2 separate regions of the Homo sapiens genome follow, and region 2 is linked to region 1. The links are chromatin contacts, found by Hi-C or POLR2A ChIA-PET in ENCODE. All regions are on one chromosome and are shown on one strand. Each heading gives the region's core, a stretch centred on a gene start or an enhancer-like site at or near the end of the contact. The rest is flanking DNA. Distances are from core to core; before and after follow the strand shown.

What was found. Hi-C counts contacts between places; a loop is a spot of excess contacts on that map. ChIA-PET counts read pairs that join two places held with the same protein, here RNA polymerase II (POLR2A).
Region 2: a loop to region 1 is called in a map of GM13977, with 4 times the contacts of the local background. The contact joins the enhancer-like site here to the promoter of MAP1LC3A in region 1. A Hi-C loop is called at or near these places in 1 of 168 maps with a recorded cell type or tissue (GM13977). POLR2A ChIA-PET finds 5 or more read pairs at or near these places in 2 of 52 experiments (MCF 10A and OCI-LY7).

The regions. Positions count from the first base shown.
Region 1 is chr20:34,556,712-34,560,300 of GRCh38, reverse strand. MAP1LC3A (microtubule associated protein 1 light chain 3 alpha) reads right to left here and starts at 1,583. Exons shown (of 4, transcript NM_032514.4): 1 at 1,393-1,583; 2 at 1,038-1,093; 3 at 848-954; 4 at 1-565. The coding sequence starts at 1,432. The coding sequence ends at 403. RefSeq lists silencers at 1,402-1,451, 1,792-1,881.
Region 2 is chr20:34,937,306-34,940,865 of GRCh38, reverse strand. The region is part of intron 6 of GSS (glutathione synthetase); the gene reads left to right. Among named protein-coding and RNA genes, the nearest start is that of GSS, 17 kb to the left of the region's middle. Within about 2 kb of position 2,230, at least 13 of the 41 ENCODE cell types and tissues checked have a DNase peak (open chromatin) inside an H3K27ac peak, as active enhancers do.

The sequences.
Region 1 (3,589 bases), core at 334-2,833:
CACAGATCCATACACCACGTGGAGACCGAGGGGCGGGGAGCCAGGGGCCAGTCTTTCAGGGGTGGGCAGGTCCAGGCGGTGGGCAGAGCCTCGGGTGGGTGAGGGGCAGATGGGCAGACAGGCAGGGGCCTAAAAAAAAGATGAACCACACAGCAGGGGTGCTGGGAGCTGCTCCCCACCCTCCCCCATCCCACCAGCCAGCACCCAGAGGGACAACCCTAACACGACCGGCCCAGGATCCACCCAGGGGCAGAGTAGGTGGGTTGGTGCCCTCTGACTAGGGGGGCACATGCCTGCCCAGCCCACCACGGTAGAGGCAGCTCAGTTCAGGAACCAGGAGCTCTCTGGGCAGGGCCTGACCGGGGCCGCCCGACTCCCAGGCCGAGCCCCCCTACTGCTGGCTCAGAAGCCGAAGGTTTCCTGGGAGGCGTAGACCATATAGAGGAAGCCGTCCTCGTCTTTCTCCTGCTCGTAGATGTCCGCGATGGGCGTGGACACACTCACCATGCTGTGCTGGTTCACCAGCAGGAAGAAGGCCTGCGTGGGGTTCAGCTGCAGGCGGCGCCTGCAGCCGGCGGGAGAGTATGCAGCTGTGAGGGGCTTGGCTGCGGGACGGACATAGCCCTGACCCCCAGAATGATTCCCAGCCTTTCACACCCATTCTCACCCCAGCTGTCACCTCTGACCCAACACCGACTGCAGCCCCGACCTTGACCTTTCCAGCCACCCCAGAACAGGGGCCCACCGCCCGGTCCCATCACCCCTGACCCCACTCCCACCCCTTCTCGGCGGGAACCCGGCTCCCCTCCCGACCCTAGCCACCTCCTGGCGGCGGCTGCCCACGCACCGGATGATCTTGACCAACTCGCTCATGTTGACATGGTCCGGGACCAAAAACTTGGTCTTGTCCAGGACGGGCAGCTGCTTCTCACCCTTGTAGCGCTCGATGATCACCTGGGAGCAGGGCGGGCGGGCAGGGGGTCGTGTCGGGAACGCGCGAGGCGGGGGCGGGGCAGGGCTGGGGGTGCGGGACTCACCGGGATTTTGCTGGGGTGCTGGTCGCGGATCTGCTGTACCTCCTTACAGCGGTCGGCTGCGGACAGCGGCCAGACCGTGAGGCCGGGTCGGGCCGGCCCAGGTCCGCCCCGCCTGTCCCGGAGGGGCGGCCCCCGGCCACGCCCCAGCTCCAGCCCCCACCCCCGGGGCCATCAGGCCCCACAGCCCCTGGCACCTATCGCGGTGGGGAAGCGGGCAGCCCCCGCCCAGGCCGGAGCTGGTCCCAGCCCGAGGGTCCAGCCAGAGCCTGACGTCACGGGGCTGACGTCACCTGCGGCAGTCGGGGTCGGCCGGCACCCCTGCCCCAGAGCTCGCAGCTCGCCTGCCGGGCCTCACCGAAGCTCCGCCGCTGCTTGAAAGGCCGGTCTGAGGGCATCGCGCGGGCCCGGCTGGGCGCGCAGGCCGGGGCTCTGGGGCGCGGGGATGTGTCTGCGGTTTGGGGGCTCCGGGGGCTCCGCGCCTCGCGCTCAAGGGCTCCGGGGCTCGCGCTGAGCACGGCGGCTGCGGCTGCGGGAGGTAACTCGCCCGGTGACGTCAGGTCACAACATTCCTTAAAGGGGAGGCCAGTGCGCCGCTCCCATTGGGCCGACGCACAACCCGCCCGCCCGGACCCGTGACGTCACGGCGCAGAGAGCCTGGGTCCGCGGACCGGGACGCGAGGGGCGGGGCTTCTGGGCGCGTCACAGTCCCGTGACGTCATGGGCAGCGCGGGAGCTTCTCCCGCAGCCCGAACTCAAGGTAAGGCCCGGAGGGCGGTGGGGCCGCCCTAGGCCGATGGAGCGGGCGGGCCAGGCTGCAGCCCCACGGCACCACTTCCCGCCCTCACCGAGTCTGTGTCAGGACTGACGCGGTTCTGGGCGCCGTGGGAAACAGCCGGAGCCAAAGGCCCGGCGCCTTCACGGGGCTTAGGGCGAGAGAAGGGAGAAGGTGCGGGAGGCACAGTCAGACACAGGATAGAACAGGATGCTAGAAATGAACGCCCAGGTTTGAAAAAGAATAATATAATTGAAAAGTAGAGCCATCGAAATTCAGGTCTCAGAGGATGAGGTGAGAAGGCAGAAAAGGACAACAGAAGAGAAATCGTGGACCTGGAGGCTGATCGGAAGCAGCTCACCAGAGAGACAGGTGATGGGGAATAAGGAAAAGGGCACAGATGGCAACGCCAGGAGAACTCGCGGGCCCGAGCAGAGCTCCAGAGGCGAACACTGAAAGACCTGCAGAGACAGTTCCTGAAAAAGAGCTGCCAGAAATGATGCTTAAAATCCAGAGCAGAATGCGCAGACTGAAGATCAACATTTTTTTGGGGGAGGGGGGAGGGGGACGAAGTCTCGTTCTGTCGCCAGGCTGGGGTGCAGTGGTGCGATCTCAGCTCACTGCAACCTCTGCCTCCCGGGTTCAAGCGATTCTCCTGCCTCAGTCAGCCTCCTCAGTAGCTGGGATTACAGGCGCCTGCCACCACCCCCAGCTAATTATTGTATTTTTAGTAGAGATGGAGTTTCACCATGTTGGCCAGGATGGTCTCGATCTCCTGACCTCGTGATCCACTCGCCTCGGCCTCCCAAAGTGCTGGGATTACAGGTGTGAGCCACCACGCCTGGCCGCCGAAATAATTTTTAAAGAATGTAGTTTAGTAACAAGGACATGGAACCCAAAAGGAAGAAATTAGATGGAAAAATGGTGAGCAAATTGGTAAACATGTGAATCTAAACAAGCATTTAATATGCAATATGAATAATAATGATTAATTTGTGGGCCACAGAAACAAGATGCATGAGACACAAGAACATGGAAGACTGAGAGGGCAATTTGAGAGGGGGTTAAAGAGACTGAGCATTGTCTGGCTTTGTAAAGTCAGGTGTGTATTTCAGATATTTAAGAGGATCACCAAAAGAATACAAACGGAACTATAACTGCCAATGCAGAGAAAAGGGTAGTGATGGGTATTAAAACTATAATGGAAGGCAGAAAGGGAGAAAAAGGAAGCAAAGTAAAAGGGATGGTAAATATATAGTACAAAACCAGAGGTAGAAAATGTGGTTTACATTCACCTCTTAAAACACAGATGACCAGATTGGCCAAGAAAAAATAAGATGCAGCTCTATGCTATTTACAAGAGGAAATTTAAAACCTAAGGGCACCAAAAAGTAAAACGATGGGAAAAGGTGTACTAGAGAAAAACTAACCAAAAGATGTACCTATAGAAAACTCAGACAAAATAGGCCTTCAGGCAGAAGACACTGGGGATAAGAGGATCAACATGAAATGATGCGAGGAGGAACTCTGTGAAGAGAGGAAAGTTCTGAACTTCTATGTTCCAGGGTTTTTGTTTTTAAGGCTGAAAATAGGCCAGGCGCAGTGGCTCATGCCAGTAATCCCAGCACTTTGGGAGGCCGAGGTGGGTGGATCACTAGAGGCTGGGAATTCAAGACCAGCCTGGCCAACATGGCAAAACTCTGTCTCTACTAAAAATACAAAGATTAGCTAGCTGGGCGTGGTGGTGCACGCCTGTCATCCCAACTACTCAGGTGGCTGA
Region 2 (3,560 bases), core at 981-3,480, 380 kb before region 1:
AGCTTTGACTACGAAATTTTATGGTATCCTTTTTAACTGCTTAGAGGCATTTTTTGCTTTCTTCCTATTTCTCAAGTGAAGATGTTAGGTAAGTGATTTTCAGATCATCGAGGGGCCGCTATACTAACAGTTATTGCAATGTTAATATAGCATTAATAGTCCTTAATGTACACTTACTAGTGCTACACCTTGTGCTAAGCTCTGTACATACAGGATCTCATTGAATTCTCATAATAAGCTCTCTGAGGTCAATACTGTTCAACTCCCTCATTTTACAGATGAGGAAACTGAGGTTCTGAGAAACGAAGTGAATTGTTAAGGCTAAGTGATGAGTTGGTGGCAGATCCCAAAGTCTACCTCCCTCTAAAACCTCCACTCTTAATCATGCTCTTACCTCCAAGGGAGCCTCTCTGTCCTTGCTAAGCCTCACTAAGCCCAAAGAAACCTCAGACTGTAAGCATTTAGAAGTCATCAGACAAATATTCTTTCAAGTATATTGGCTAGGTTGTATTTTAAGAGAGTGAAGCCAGGGGATGGGTCAGCTGGGGAACTGCTGACAGACAAATGCTGCAGAGGGTTTTGCCTGCCAGCCTGTCAGTAACGTGGACAGAAAATACTTGTGTGTCCAAAATTAGGCACTGGTAGGTAGGAGTTATGTGGCACCTGAGCCAGAACTGGCTTCCCCCATTGTGAGAGTGAGATAGGTTCTTCTGCTGACATAGCACATGACCTTGGCAAGTTAGTTCTTCTCTGAGCTTCAGTTTCCTCATTTGTAAAATAGGAGTAATAATAATACCTAAAGGGGTGTTAGTGAGAATTAAATGAGATCATGGATCTGAAAAATGTTTTTAAAAATCTGTGTGGATCATTATGTGGTACTTTCAATAATAATAATAGGCCGGGTGCAGTGGCTCACACCTCTAATCCCAGCACTTTGGGAGACCGAGGCGGGTGGATCATCAGAGGTCAGGAGTTCAAGGCCAGCCTGGCCAACATGGTGAAACCTTGTCTCTACTAAAAAATACAAAAATTAGCCAGGCATGGTGGCAGGCACCTGTAGTCCCAGCTACTTGGGATGCTGAGGCAGGAGAATCACTTGAACCCGGGAGGTGGAAGTTGCAGTGGCCAAGATCACCCCACTGCACTCCAGCCTGGGCGACAGAGCGAGACTCCATCTCAAAAAAAAAAAAAACAAAAAACAAACCCAAATAATAATAATAATAGCTATCATTTGACAAGTATTAGTTTTAATTCATACAACAGCAAACTGAGGCTAAGAGAGTTTGAATAACTTGCCCAAAGTTACACAACCGGTAAGTATAGAATTCATCTGCCTCTAAAGCCTATGTTCTCTCTACTTCCCTATTCTGCCTTTAAGAGATATGGTTCCACAGTATTGACTGAAAAACTGCATTGGTAGAGCAGATTAATTTTCGTCAATTATCTCATGATTTTTAAAATTTCTTAAAAATGGAAGCCTGCAAAATGACTTACAATTTCAATTTAGACAAACTCTCAAAGCATAGGGCCTGTGGTTAGAATGAGTAGAATAAGAAAAGGGGACTACTGGTGATAAAAGTTTGGGAACTGTGATCTTTTTAACACCAATTTTTTTCTTTTTTTTTGAGACAGAGTTTCGTTTTTGTTGCCCAGGCTGGAGTGCAATGGCACGATCTCGGCTCACTACATCCTCCACCTTCCAGGTTCAAGGGATTTTCCTGCCTTAGCCTCCCAAGTAACTGGGATTACAGGTGCCCACCACCACGCCTGGCTAATTTTGTATTTTTAGTAGAAACGGGGTTTCTCCATGTTGGTCAGGCTGGTCTCAAACTCCCGACCTCAGGCAATCCGCCCGCCTCGGCCTCTTAAAGTGCTGGGACTATAGGCGTGAGCTACCATGCCCAGCCATAACACTCTTATTTTATAGATGGGAAAACCAGGGCCCAAGGAACGAAATTGCCTTACCCAAGTCAATTACCAAGACACACTACAAGTCACTGGCAGAGCCTGGACTACCTACGACTCAGGGGTCCTCACCCCCAGCCCGCATGCGTCCTTAGCTGACAACTTTCCTACTAGGAAACAGACTGCTGAGAACTGCTCAGAACTGAAGGCAGGAGAGGTCAAATATGTTTTCTGAGCCCAGCTCTGATTGTTTAGCAGTTGGCAGGCTGACTTAATTAGCTGGGGCGTGCAGTTCCTCTTTAACCTCCAGCTGCCAGCCTTCCTCCTCCGCCTCTTTTTGGAGGTGGGCCAGCCTGGGCCAACTGCCTCCCTCCCACACACACCCTCACCCATGAGCGGGACAGTTTAGGCTGCAAAGTGAAGAGCAAAGCCATTGGCCCTTAGGACTCTCTCAGGGCAAGATGACTTGTGAGAGCACCACTTTTAGTTTGTCTCTCAGGCACCCAACTCAAAGCCAAGACTCAGCTTAACATCACATCTGACCTCATGAGATTTCAGGCAAACCAGGAGAGGGGACTTACTAAGACCTATATTTTGGCTAAGCAGAAAGGAGTCAGGCAAACAGAGTTTAGACTAAGAGGTTCAGCCAAGGTCAGGAGAAGCAGAGATAGACAAGAGAGGCTAAGCAGAGGAGGTCAGGGAATACACACTTAGAATCCTAAGCCAAAGCCTAGGGTTCCATGGGTCTCAGGAAGAAGCCACAGACACAAAGCAGTACAGTCACAGCAAAAATGGAGTTTGGAGGCTGAGCGCAGTGGCTCACACCTGTAATGCTAACACTTTGGGAGGCCGAGGCGGGCAGATCACCTGAGGTCAGGAGTTCGAGCCCAGCCTGGCCAACATGGTGAAACCCCATCTCTACTCAAACTACAAAAATTAGCCGGCGGGGGTGGTGCACACCTGAAATCCCAGCTACCCGGGAGGCTGAAGCAGGAGAATCGCTGGAACCCAGGGGGTGGAGGTTGCAGTGAGCCTAGATTGTGCCACTGCACTCCAGCCTGGGCAACAGGGGGAGACTCCGTCTCAAAAAAATAAATAAAATAAAATGTAAAAGAAAAAAAATGCAGTTTGGTACTGCTGAGCATTAGCCCTAGGAATCTCTTAGGGGACTGGACCTATCTTTGACAACGGAAATATGTTAGCTGGCAGCCAAACAGATAGTTCCCTGGCATAAGCTTTTCCCTGAGCCCTCAAGCCCCTGCCTCTTTAAGAAATACATGAATAATCAGAGAGGAAGAAGCCACATAAGCCCTAGTGATCTCATTAATACTATGAGATCAAATGTGGCCCTGTGTACATTATAGGAATCTTGGGAGGGCCCAGGAGATAATGTCGTTGTTTGTAGTTGGCCCTGTGGGTTTCTGTAGGGTTCCATCTTGTGTAAGAACCACATTCCTTTATTGTATCCTTTACAATCTAGTAATAGAGCCATTAGCCCCGGACCCCCTGCATTGTTCTTTTACAAAATGTTCCTCAATACTCCCACTTGTTTATTCTTCCAGAAAGATTTTAGAATTATGTTAAGTTCTAAGAAAAAGTCCTCTTGGGTTTTTGAGATGGTTTTAAATCTAAATTTTAATTTGCACAGAAATTCA